Linked DNA regions of Homo sapiens: region 1 is linked to region 2. A link is a contact called in ENCODE Hi-C or POLR2A ChIA-PET data. All regions are on one chromosome and are shown on one strand. The core of a region is the stretch at or near the end of the contact, and the rest is flanking DNA. Distances in the headings are between cores, read along the strand shown. Region 1 has its middle 24 kb from the start of RPS15A. Region 2 holds the start of ARL6IP1 (ARL6 interacting reticulophagy regulator 1).

Region 1 (5,431 bases), core at 848-3,347, 34 kb after region 2:
TTTTCTTCCTTTCTTTTTTTTTTTTTTTTTTTCCTCCTTGTGATGGGGTTTGCGGGAATGGGAACAATGGCACAGAGGAAGAGCAAACCAAAATTATCTTGAGTTAGCAGATATCTTTCTCCTGTCTCCTTTCTTCACTAGGAAGAACAGTCTTTGCTGGGCATGGTGGCTCCCACCTGTAATCCCAGCACTTTGGGAGGCCAAGGCAAGTGGATCACCTGAGATCAGGAGTTCGAGACCAGCCTGGCCAACATGGTGAAACCCTGTCTCTACTAAAAATACAAAAATTAGGTGGGGTGCTGTGTGGCTCGCTCCTGTAATCCCAGCCTTTTTGGAGGCTGAGGCTGGTGGATCACCTGAGGTCAGGAGTTCAAGACTAGCCTGGTCAACATGGGAAACCCCGTCTCTACTAAAAATACCAAAAAATAAAACAAACAAAAAAAAACAAACAAAACAAAAACTGGGCGTGGTGGTGCATGCCTGTATTCCCAGCTACTTGGGAGGCTGAGGCAGGAGAATCGCTTGAACCTGGGAGGCAGAGGTTGCAGTGAGCTGAGATCATGCCATTGCACTCTGGCCTCGGGGACAGAGTGAGACTCTGTCTCAAGAAAAAAATAAATAAATAAATAAATAAAAATAAAAAACCTAAAGAAACAAAAAACAAAAATTAGCCAGGTGTGGTGGTGCACGCCTGTAATCCCAGCTACTCGAGAGGCTGAGGCAGGAGAATCGCTTCAGCCCAGGGATGCAGAGGCTGCAGCGAGCCGAGATGGCACCACTGCACTCCAGCCTGGGCGACAGAACGAGACTTTGTCTTTTTTTTTTTGTTTAAAACAAAAAAAAAAGAAAGAAGAACGGTATTGTCTTTGGGTAAGCATAGGCACAGAGTTAAAAAAAAAAAAAAAGAGTCGTGTCTTTGGGACTGAGTGGATGGGCATGTGTTCTGAGTTAGTGTGCCCAGGTGTGGTGAAAGACACGGAGAAACCACTGCTTGATGCGTTCTCTTTTGTTGTTTAAGTTGTGGGCTGCTGTGGGATGGGGTTGCATGTCTGCGTCCTCTTCGAAAAGCACACAATATGGCAAGAGGAAGCTGGAGAGAGCTCCTAGGAGTGCCTCGTGCCAGGTGAAGAGGTTGCATTGCGGGTGGTGGGTAGGTGCCTAGGGAGAGGAGGTCCACGCCTGCTGTCCTTCCAGCACGATGGCTCCAAAAGCAGAGCGAAGAGGTGATGTTCCAACTTCCCAAGGCATCCAAGGGACGGGGCTTGAAGAATGCAGCCTAGCAACCATGTGCGTAAGAATGTGGGGAAGGAGGGCTTGAGGATGAGCCTGAGAGTCAACTGGACTGTGGGGAAATAGTGTAGCCTTCTTTCTTTGAGCTTCAGTTATCTCGCCTGTGGTGATGATGACGATGATGATAAAGATGATGCCATACTTCTATGGCACATACTATGTTCCAGATATTGTTCATATAACTCGTATAATTTTCATAGCAGTTTTACAAGATGAGTACTATTTGTTTTTGTTTTTTTGTTTTTTTTTTTAGATGGAGTCTCGCTCTGTTGCCAGGCTAGAGTGCAGTGGCGCAATCTGGGTTCACTGCAACTTCTGCCTCCTGGGTTCAAGCAATTCTCCTGCCTCAGCCTCCTGAGTAGCTGGGACTACAGGCACATACCAGCTAATTTTTGTATTTTCAGTAGAGACAGGGTTTCACCATGTTAGCCAAGATGGTCTTGATCTCTTGACCTCGTGATCCACCCGCCTCAGCCTCCCAAAGTGCTGGGATTATAGGCGTCAGCCACAGCTCCCAGCCAAGATGGGTACTATTTTTATACCTATTTTATAGAAGAGGAAACTGAGGCATAGAGAAGTCAAGTCACTTGATCATACAGCTAGTGTGTGGAGGAGGCAGATTCAAACCCTGGCTTCGGTCTTAGTCACTGCATTGGCTTCATGGGCTTATCATGAGGATTAAACGCGTGAACATGCTCAGTGTTTAGTTCAGTGTCTGGCACAGGATCAATGTTCAGAAAATCCTAACAGCTGCTATCAGTTTCAGAACCCAAACAAACAGGTGGGACTTTCGCTAACTCTCTAACATCACATGTGCTTGTATAATCAGCCACTGTTTTTTTCATGAAAAAAATTTTTTTTGAGACAGGTTCTCGCTTTGTCACCCAGGCAGGAAGGCAGTGGTGAGAACACAGCTCACTGTAGCCTCCACCTCCTGGGCTCAAGCGATCCTCCCACCTCAGCTTCTTGTGTAGCTGGAACCACAGCATGTGCCACCACGCCCAGCTATTTTTTAATATTTTTTTTTTTATTTTTTGTAGAGATGAGGTCTCACCATCTTGCCCAAGCTGTTCTCAAACTCCTGGACTCAAGCAGTCATCCTGCCTCAGCCTCCCAAAAGGCTGAGAGTACAGGCATGAGCCACTGCGCCTGGCTAATCAGTCACTTGTTGTTGTTGTTTTTTGTTTTTTGTTTTTTTGATATGGAGTCTTGCTCTGTCACCCAAGTTGGAATGCAATGGCGCGATCTCGGCTCACTGCAAGCTCTGCCTCCTGGGTTCAAATGATTCTCCTGCCTCAGCCTCCCAAGTAGCTGGGACTACAGGTGCACGCCACCACACCCAGCTAATTTTTGTATTTTTAGTAGAGACGGGGTTTCACCATGTTGGCCAAGATGGTCTCGATCTCTTGACCTCATGATCCGCCTGCCTCAGCCTCCCAAAGTGCTGGGATTACAGGCGTGAGCCTTAATCCCAAAGTGCTGGGATTACGTGCCTGGCCTTAATCACTTTTAAAGGAGAGTGGGGAACATCATGTTTTGCAACTATTTTTTGAACTCTTGGATATTTACTTGGAACAAATAAAAACACTTTTGTACCATGTGAAAGGTAAAATTTGCTCAAGCCGTCCCTCATCCTGCCCTGGCCTGCTTCCACATGCGGCTGGGTGAGCTGACCCCATTCTCTGTTTATTTATTGTTTTTGTTATTGTATTTTATTTTACTTTTTTGAGACAGAGTTTCACTCTTGTCACCCAGGCTGGAGTCCAATGGCATGATTGTGGCTCCCTGCAACCTCCGCCTCCCAGATTCAAGCGATTCTCCTGTGTCAGTCTCCTGAGTAGCTGGGATTACAGGTGCCCGCCACCATGCCCAGCTAATTTTTGTATTTTTAGTAGAGACGGGGTTTCCCCATGTTGGCCAGGCTGGTTTTGAACTCCTGACCTCAGGTGATCTGCCCGCCTCGGCCTCCCGATGTGCTGGGATTACAGGTGTGAGCCACCGCGCCCGGCCCATTCTCAGCTTCTTGATGGCTTCCCCCTTCTGGGACATTGATCACTTATTCATGACATTGACTGGTCATGAGCCACTCCTCCGCCAGCCCTTGGAGGATCCAAGTGATTCACAAATGGACACAAGGAATATGATTAGTCCTCTGTGAGTGATTCTGAGGGGCCGTGGTATAGAGAGAGAGAGGGGAAGGAGGATGGGAAAATGCGGGCAGTTCCCTCCCCAACCCATTCTGACAGTTTGCTGGTTAGAGAAAAATCCCCATGTCAGAGAATTTTTTTCTTTGTTTATTTCCTGTGAAATAGAATGTGGGTCTGGCATTGGGGAGGACTCTAATAATTCATATTTTCTGCTTATTTGGCTCCTGGCTGAACAGGAATTTACATTACTTAATGTCTGGGTTTTTCCTGGGGAATCAAAATAAGTTTTCTATTCAATTATTAAGCAAATTTCACAGCCAAATAATCCTCTTATTTTTACAAGTGGTATTTTCCCTGGCAGAGGGTTTTCTGGCTTCTCTGGGTAGTTGATCCGTCTCCTCTCTTCTGTTTCCTCTGTCCTTGTCTGGCTATGAAGGAAGCTAAAGCCCCTCATTCATGGATTAGGGGCTTCTCAATGGCAGTTGGCAGACTTTGGCTTTGCAAGCTAGAGATGAATCTTTTTCTTCTTTCTTTTTTTTTTTTTTTCGAGATGGAGTCTCGCTCTGTTGCGCAGGCTGGTGTGCAGTGGTGCGATCTCCACTCACTACAACCTCTGCCTTCCAGGTTCAAGCTATTCTCCTGCCTCAGCCTTCCAAGAAGCTGGGACTACAGACATGCACCACCACACCTAATTTAAAAAATATTTTAGTAAATGGCTAATTTAAAAAATATTTTTAGTAAATGGGAGGTTTTACCATGTCGGCCAGGCTGGTCTCGAACTCGTGACCTCAGGTGATCTGCCTGCCTTGGCCTCCCAAAGTGCTGGGATTACAGGTGTGAGCCACTGTGCCTGGCCTAGAGATAAATCTTAATGTCCGCCAGCCATGGGGTAAGAGTCCACTCCCTCTTTCTGCTCTTCAGTCTATTGACTTTGGGCACAGGCACAGCTGCAGCTCTAGTAGGGGTTGGGCCTGGAGTCAGTGGAGACAAAATGTGAAGGTAACAGGACAGTGCACAGGGCCCAGTGTGCTCTGCCTGGGCTGCTCAGGGAAGAAAAATCACACACACACAAATAACAACCCTTTTTTTGTCAGAAGTACAGTGAAAGATCTCTACGTCTTGGCCAGCATTTGTTATCTTTTTGCTTCTTTGAAAATAGCCATCCTGGGCCAGATGCAGTGGCTCACGCCTGTAATCCCAGCACTTTGGGAGGCTGAGGCGGGTGGATCACCTGAGGTTAGGAGTTTGAGAGCAGCCTGGTGAACATGATGAAACCTCTTCTCTACTAAAAATACAAAAATTAGCTGGGCGTGGTGGCACGCGCCCATAATCCCAGCTACTCGGGAGGCTGAGGAACAAGAATAGCTTGAACCCTGGAGGTAGAGGTTGCAGTGAGCTGAGATTGTGCCATTGCACTCCAGTCTGGGTGACAGAGTGAGACTCTGTCTCAAAAAATAAATAAATAAATAAATTAAAAATAAATAAATAAATAAAGGAAACGGAGTCATTGTGTTGAAGAGATATCTGCACTCCCATGTTCACTGCAATATTATTCACAATAGACAAGGTATAGAATCAACCTAAGTGTCCATCAGTGGATGAGTAGATAAAGAAAATGTGATACACATACACCAATGTGGTATATATACTCTTCAGCCTTAACCCATCTCCATAAAAATTAAGGAAACAAAGAAGGAAGTCTTGTTATTGGTGACAACGTGGATGAACCTGGAAGACATTATGTTAAGTGAAATAAATCAGGCACAGAAAGACAAATACCACATGATCTCACTTATATGTGGAATCTAAAAAAGTTGAACTCACTGAAGTAGAGAGTAGAATGGTGGTTACCAGAAGCAAGGTGAGGGTGTCTGTGAGAGGGTTGGGGAGACATTGGTCAAAAGATAAAAAATTTCAATTAGCCAGGAGGAAAAAGTTCAAGAGGTCTATTGTGACTAGTTAATAAAAGTGTTCTAACCACAAAAATGATCCAT
Region 2 (5,815 bases), core at 2,250-4,749:
GCCTCCTGATGGATATAATTTTGTGATTGTATTTAAAAGTTGAATAAATCACACCAGCTTCCTGAAAATGTTCATAATGCATCTTTTGGAAAACAAATACATGCCTACTTTGTGCATATTTGCATTAACATGGCAAAGATTGTATGAAATACCTGTTTTTCAGAAAATAAAGGTTCAGTCTCAAAAGATACAGCATTTAAGTTCTGAATTTATTGGTCAAAATAGATTTTGGAAAACTTGAAACCTTTTGGAACCTGGGTAGCTTGAAAAAACAAAACGACAGGGTCTCCCTATGTTGCCCAGGCTGATCTCGAACTCCTGGGCTCAAGTTACACTCCCACTTCAGCCTCCCAAAGTGCTGGGATTACAAGCCTGAGCCACTAAGCCGAGCCAAGCCTAGTCTTTTTTTTCTGAATAGCACTAATACCTCAAAAAAGACCCCTAAATTCTCAGAAAAGTAACTATTTTATTCTCAAACATCTGTTGTATTTTTGAATAGCAGTAGAAATTCTACTTCAACGATAAAATTCTTTGTGTTAAGGCCCAATTTATAAAGCTTAATTTTGGCAGTATTTAAAAACAAAATTCCCGTAGATCATTATTGACAGATAGGTGCATTCCTTGGAGTGTGAAACCTCTGAAAAAAAATAGAAAATGTCCAGCTTGGCTTTATATCTTGGAGATTGCATTTGTTGCTGCTAAATGAAGTTAGTAAGATTTGTGTTAACTGCTTAGTCATCTGGCACATTTCAAAAGATCACATCCTGTCTCTGTAGGACAAAAACAAAGCTCTAAAGAAAGCTATGTTAAGGGTGGGTGTTTTTTAATAATTAGACCAATCGGAAATTTAGTGAGAGACCATATAGCAGGGCTGTGCATTTAGAAATAGGTATGGGAATACATTGTTAAGTAACAAAAAATACTAAGTGGAGAAACTGCTGTTTCAGTTGCTTCTGTTTTTTTCACCTACCTTCATTTCACAAGCTGGTGTTAACAAGTCTTAAGTTGTGCATGGAAAACTTGGGTGAAAACAAGAAGCATATTCTGCAGCAAAAGCTGATTTCCCAAAAGTAGAAATGTCAGTTTTAAACCCTAATAAAATACCCTCTCTTTTGGAAGTGGCTATTACTGTGGGTCTAGCAAGATCACATACCCAGTGCTCAACATATTCACTAATTATGTGGCTGCTGATTGCTTCGATCTTTTTGACTTTTTTTTTTTTTTTTTTTTTTGAGACAGGTTTTTTGCTCTGTCACCCAAGCTTAAGTGCATAGGTGCAATCATAGCTCACTGCAGCCTCTATTTCCTGGGCTCAAGGGATCTTCCCTGCCTCCCCATTTGTATTTTTTTTTTTTTAGGGGCGTGGAGAAGAACCTGCTCCTCAGACTCCATAGCTTTAAAATCTCTCCAAATAGCGTCTCTGTCAACTGGCTGTATCCTGCCTTTACAACTTCTTTACCCCAACATTCTCCAAAGTGGCACTTTATTGAACAGTCAGCTTCCCTTGCAAAGACTTTTTTTCAAGTGCTTCTCCCTGATTCAGATACTTCACTCCCCTTTCCCCGAAAGACCCACAGCAAATTGACACCCTTCCATGAAATTCACAATGCTCCTGCCCTTGCCCAGCTCTCTTAGGGGCAGTATGTGGTCTGCAGCTATGTTCTCTCACATTTATGACTTCCTTGAACATTTAAGAACCTGGTGGTTACTTAAGGAACATTTTAAAAATAAATTTAAATTCAATGGCCGAATACAAATGACCATGAGATTGGAAGTTAAAACCTGTAAAAAAGATAAAAGGTTGGAAGTTAAAACTATAGTTAATTCACCTGAAACAAACATCTGATCCGGACATTTGGCATGATTCTGTTTGTATCAAACGATGAAAAATCGGCCGGGCGCGGTGGCTACTGCACTACAGCCTGGGCAACAGAGCCAGGCTGTGTCTCAAGAAAAAAAGAAAAAAAAAAAAAAAAAAAAAAAAAAAAGATCAAAGCACTTGTTACTGCATTTGAAATCCTGGATAGAAAAGATGTACAAGTGCCTCAACACAGTTCCTAAACTGCCTAGGAATTCTACTGCTTGTGAGAGGGTTTACATATTTTCTTAGCTTGACCTCTAATGGAAGAAAGGTCGTGTCAAGAACTATCCTTTTGGCCGGGCGCGGTAGCTCACGCCTGTAATCCCAGCACTTTGGCAGGCTAAGGCGGGCGGATATCTTGAGGTCAGGAGGTCCAGACCACCCTGGCCAAAATAGCGAAACCCCGTCTCTATTAAAATACAAAAATTAGCCGGGCGTAGTGACGGGCGTCTGTAATTCCAGCTACTCGGGAGGCTGACGCGCCAGGATCACTTGAACCCGGGAGATGGAGGTTACAGTGAGCAGAGATCGCGCCACTGCACTTCAGCCGGGGCCACGGAGCGCGAGACTCCTTCGTCTCAAACAAACAAACAAACAATTCTGGCCGGGCGCGGTGGCTCACGCCTGTAATCCTAGCACTTTGGGAGGCCGAGGCGGGCGGATCACGAGGTCAGGAGATCGAGACCATCCTAACACGGTGAAACTACGTCTCTACTAAAAATACAAAAAATTAGCCAGGCGTGTTGGCGGACGCCTGTAGTCCCAGCTACTTGGAAGGCTGAGGCAGGACAATGGCGTGAACCCGGGAGGCAGAGCTTGCAGTGAGCAAGATCGCGCCACTGCACTCCAGGCTGGGCAACATAGCGAGACTCCGTCTCAAAAAAAAAGAAAAAAAAAAAAAGAATCCTTTTGGAGAGGGAGCTTGTAGTTTAAGTAACTTAAACATCCACGTATAATAAAGCCACTTAGAAGGCGGTGCATTTTCACACGTTCTCAAACCAGGCCTGGGTTTTTCCGCGCAAGCTAAGGCCTCATTCCTACTGGGTAGGAGAGAAACATTGCAGCAAAATCCACACAAAGAGCTCTTTTCACTTGTCCTCAAAACCTCACGGGTCGCAAATCCGGGCTAAACGGCTCAGGGGCCTGGCTGGGGAACTGGGCCGAAGGTGGAACGGATCCCAGCCACCTCGGGGCCAGGAAAAGATGAAGTGTCGCAGGCCCGGCGTCCCCGCCCTCCGCCTGAGGCAACGGAGCATCTCTCTTCGAGTAGCCCATTTTCCAGAGAGTCTCCTCGGCTGCGAAAGCCAGACGAAGAGGGACCCAAAGCCACCGCAGCGGCAAGAGCCGGAGAACCACTGAGGGACAGCGCCCCCTGCAGAGGCGGTTGAACCGCTTCCCACAGCGCTGGGCGGGGCGTCGCGCAGTCCCTGGGCGCTGATTGGGCACTCCGTGTCCCCTCCCCCTCGGCCCGGCGCTGCCTCTGTCTCCTTTGACCTCGATTTCAAGCCATGCGCTGAGCTTCGGTTGGCCCGGCTTCCTTGAGGCGTAAGCTCGGTCTGTCCAATGAGGAGCGAGCGTCGCGGGGGCCGTCGGGAAGGGCGGCCGACCCATATAAGCAGCCTGCGGGGCGTTCCCTCGGGTTGTGGTTGGTGTGCGGGTTTCGGTTGGAGGACTCGTTGGGGAGGTGGCCTGCGCTTGTAGAGACTGCATCCCCGAGACGATGGCGGAGGGAGATAATCGCAGCACCAACCTGCTGGTGAGTCCTGGCTGCCTGTCCCCCGGGAGCCGAGCGAGGCCTCCAGACGTCCGTGGGCTCAAACACCGCGGCCTCGTCCCTGTCACCCGCCGCGGGCCCGGCCCTTCTCTCCCTGGGCAGGCGACGATGCCTGGCCCTCGGGCTTCTTGGGTGACTCCTGGGTGTCGAACCCTTACCTTTCCTGGGGACGGTGCGCGACGGGGCGAGGAGGGCGCGTGATTCATCACCGCGAGTAGGAGTCGAGGAGGAAGTGGGAGGCAGAGGGGCTGCGACACTAGCCTGGGGTGCGGGTGGGGGCAGAAGGCCTCCTGGGGCCTGTCCAGCGCTTTCGCGGCTCAGGCCCCAGCCGTATTCGGCTTTCCCCGTCTTTGATCTTAACCTGGATGTGCCTGCCTTCTTTTCCCCCTAAAACTTGGACAAGGGTGGAGGGTCAAAGGGCTACTGCCCAGAATTTATCTTAGAGCTGGTACAACTTAAAACGACAGGGAGGCTGCGAGCTCACCGTGGGGAACCGGGAGCGGGGTCCAGCTGAACAGACAATGGGATGTCTTGGCGTTTGTCTGGAATTTGGAAGTCTGGCGGGGGTGGGGTCACAGGACTACTGGAAACAGCTTTAGAGTAATAAGCAGGGATCCGAAGGAACTGCAGTGAGATGGTATCATAGGCGGACACATTTTTATTTGTTATGAATTTAAGCGCACCTTGTGGGCAAAAAACAAGAGAAATATCCTTGCATATTCTCAGTTGCCCTTCCCTGGTGACTGTAGGTCACATACCAGCAATGAAAAACGGAACCAAAGAATTTACTTAGGGGCTTTTGAACTTCCAAGACCCCAGACGCTGGCCAATGACGTGACTTCAGGGCAGTTTTGATTGTGCGTGATTTTATATTTGCTTTTAGAAATGCATGGTTTGTTCCTTTAAACACACGCTCCTTCTAGCATAGTTAGTTCTCAGCGTGGATCTTTTTAAGAGGATTAATTGAAGCACAGAGAAGTAGCTCAAGCCCTGTTGAAATGACAAATCCTGGGCTAGAGCTCCTGCTTCCCAACTCTCCTTCCAGCAGAGCAATATAACTCTAAGGAAAGCAACGCCTTTGGTCGTGGATTTCTTGGATGCAGATCAGTTAACCTCTGTATCTGTTTCCTCCTTGGTAAAATGGGGACAGTAATAACACCTTTTTTTAAGGGTTGTTAGGAAGATTAATTGAAGTATAAATATGAATGCTCAGCAGAGTGCCCACACATAGTAGTCTCTTTCACTAGTATTAAGCATGGAATATAAAGTCAGAAATATTGAGATCACACTAGTGCTCAGCGTGGCACAGATAGCGAGCGTCTTTGTTAAGATTAAGTGCCTTGTTCTGTCATTTGCATGATTTCCAGTGAATGACTTTTACAAAGAGACAAGGTCTCAGCCCAGGCTGGTCCCGATCTCCTGGGCTCAAGCAATCCCCCCCGACCCGCCAAGTGCTGGGTTTACAGGCGTGATCCACTGCATCCAGCCTGATAACATAGAGACACTTGAGTTTCTTATTCTAAATTTTTCTTCCTTTACCAAAACCAGCTTTAAGGGCTTTTGCCACATTAGCTCATCCTAGAGGCCCACTTTCGGCTGTTCAGAGTCAGAGAAATTTGAAGTATAATCAAAATGACATCCTGAGTGGTAAGAAACACTGTATTGAGGAGGTATATTGACCGTAAAATGCCACCTTAATTTGGTGAAAGTAGTTTTCCTTAATTGTCCAATGAATGTCAACATCTGAGTGATTCCATTACACAAAGAGCTATTTTAGAAATTGAATGCTATTCAGGGAAAGTCTTTCCTAATGGATTTAGAAGGGTTTAAATCAATAAGATGACAAAAACAACGGATCAATTCTAACCATCTGAAATAAACAAACTTAAAAAAAGTTATTTCATTTTATTAATACTCTGGGCACTGCCACGATTCCCCGCATGACTTTGAGAAAGTAAACCATTTTGAGCTCACTTTCTTTAATTGTAAATTGAGTCTAATTATCCCTACCTTGTGGCTCTCTGTAAGGATTAAGTTACATCATGTATATAAAGAATAGCCCAGTGCTTGGACTAGAAAAGTGACCATTAAAGGATATTTAGGCTGGGCCTGGTGGCTCACACCTGTAATCCCAGCACTTTGGGAAGACGAGGTGAGTGGATCACTTGAGGTCCAGAGTT

The links. A loop is a pair of places that touch in the nucleus more often than their neighbours do. ChIA-PET counts read pairs that join two places held with the same protein, here RNA polymerase II (POLR2A). Pooled maps may share reads with other maps.
Region 1: a pooled map shows a loop between it and region 2 (4-fold over the local background). The contact joins the enhancer-like site here to the promoter of ARL6IP1 in region 2. A Hi-C loop is called at or near these places in 3 of 37 single-sample maps with no recorded cell type and 6 of 50 pooled maps. POLR2A ChIA-PET finds 5 or more read pairs at or near these places in 14 of 52 experiments (CD4-positive, alpha-beta T cell, CD4-positive, alpha-beta memory T cell, GM10248 and 9 more).

The regions. Positions count from the first base shown.
Region 1 is chr16:18,764,082-18,769,512 of GRCh38, reverse strand. No RefSeq gene overlaps it. Among named protein-coding and RNA genes, the nearest start is that of RPS15A, 24 kb to the left of the region's middle. Within about 2 kb of position 2,097, at least 2 of the 41 ENCODE cell types and tissues checked have a DNase peak (open chromatin) inside an H3K27ac peak, as active enhancers do.
Region 2 is chr16:18,799,233-18,805,047 of GRCh38, reverse strand. It overlaps ARL6IP1 (ARL6 interacting reticulophagy regulator 1), which reads left to right and starts at 3,499. Exons shown (of 6, transcript NM_015161.3): 1 at 3,499-3,617. The coding sequence starts at 3,582. It overlaps SMG1 (SMG1 nonsense mediated mRNA decay associated PI3K related kinase), which reads left to right. Exons shown (of 63, transcript NM_015092.5): 63 at 1-188. RefSeq lists enhancers at 2,956-3,195, 3,576-3,655, 3,876-3,995.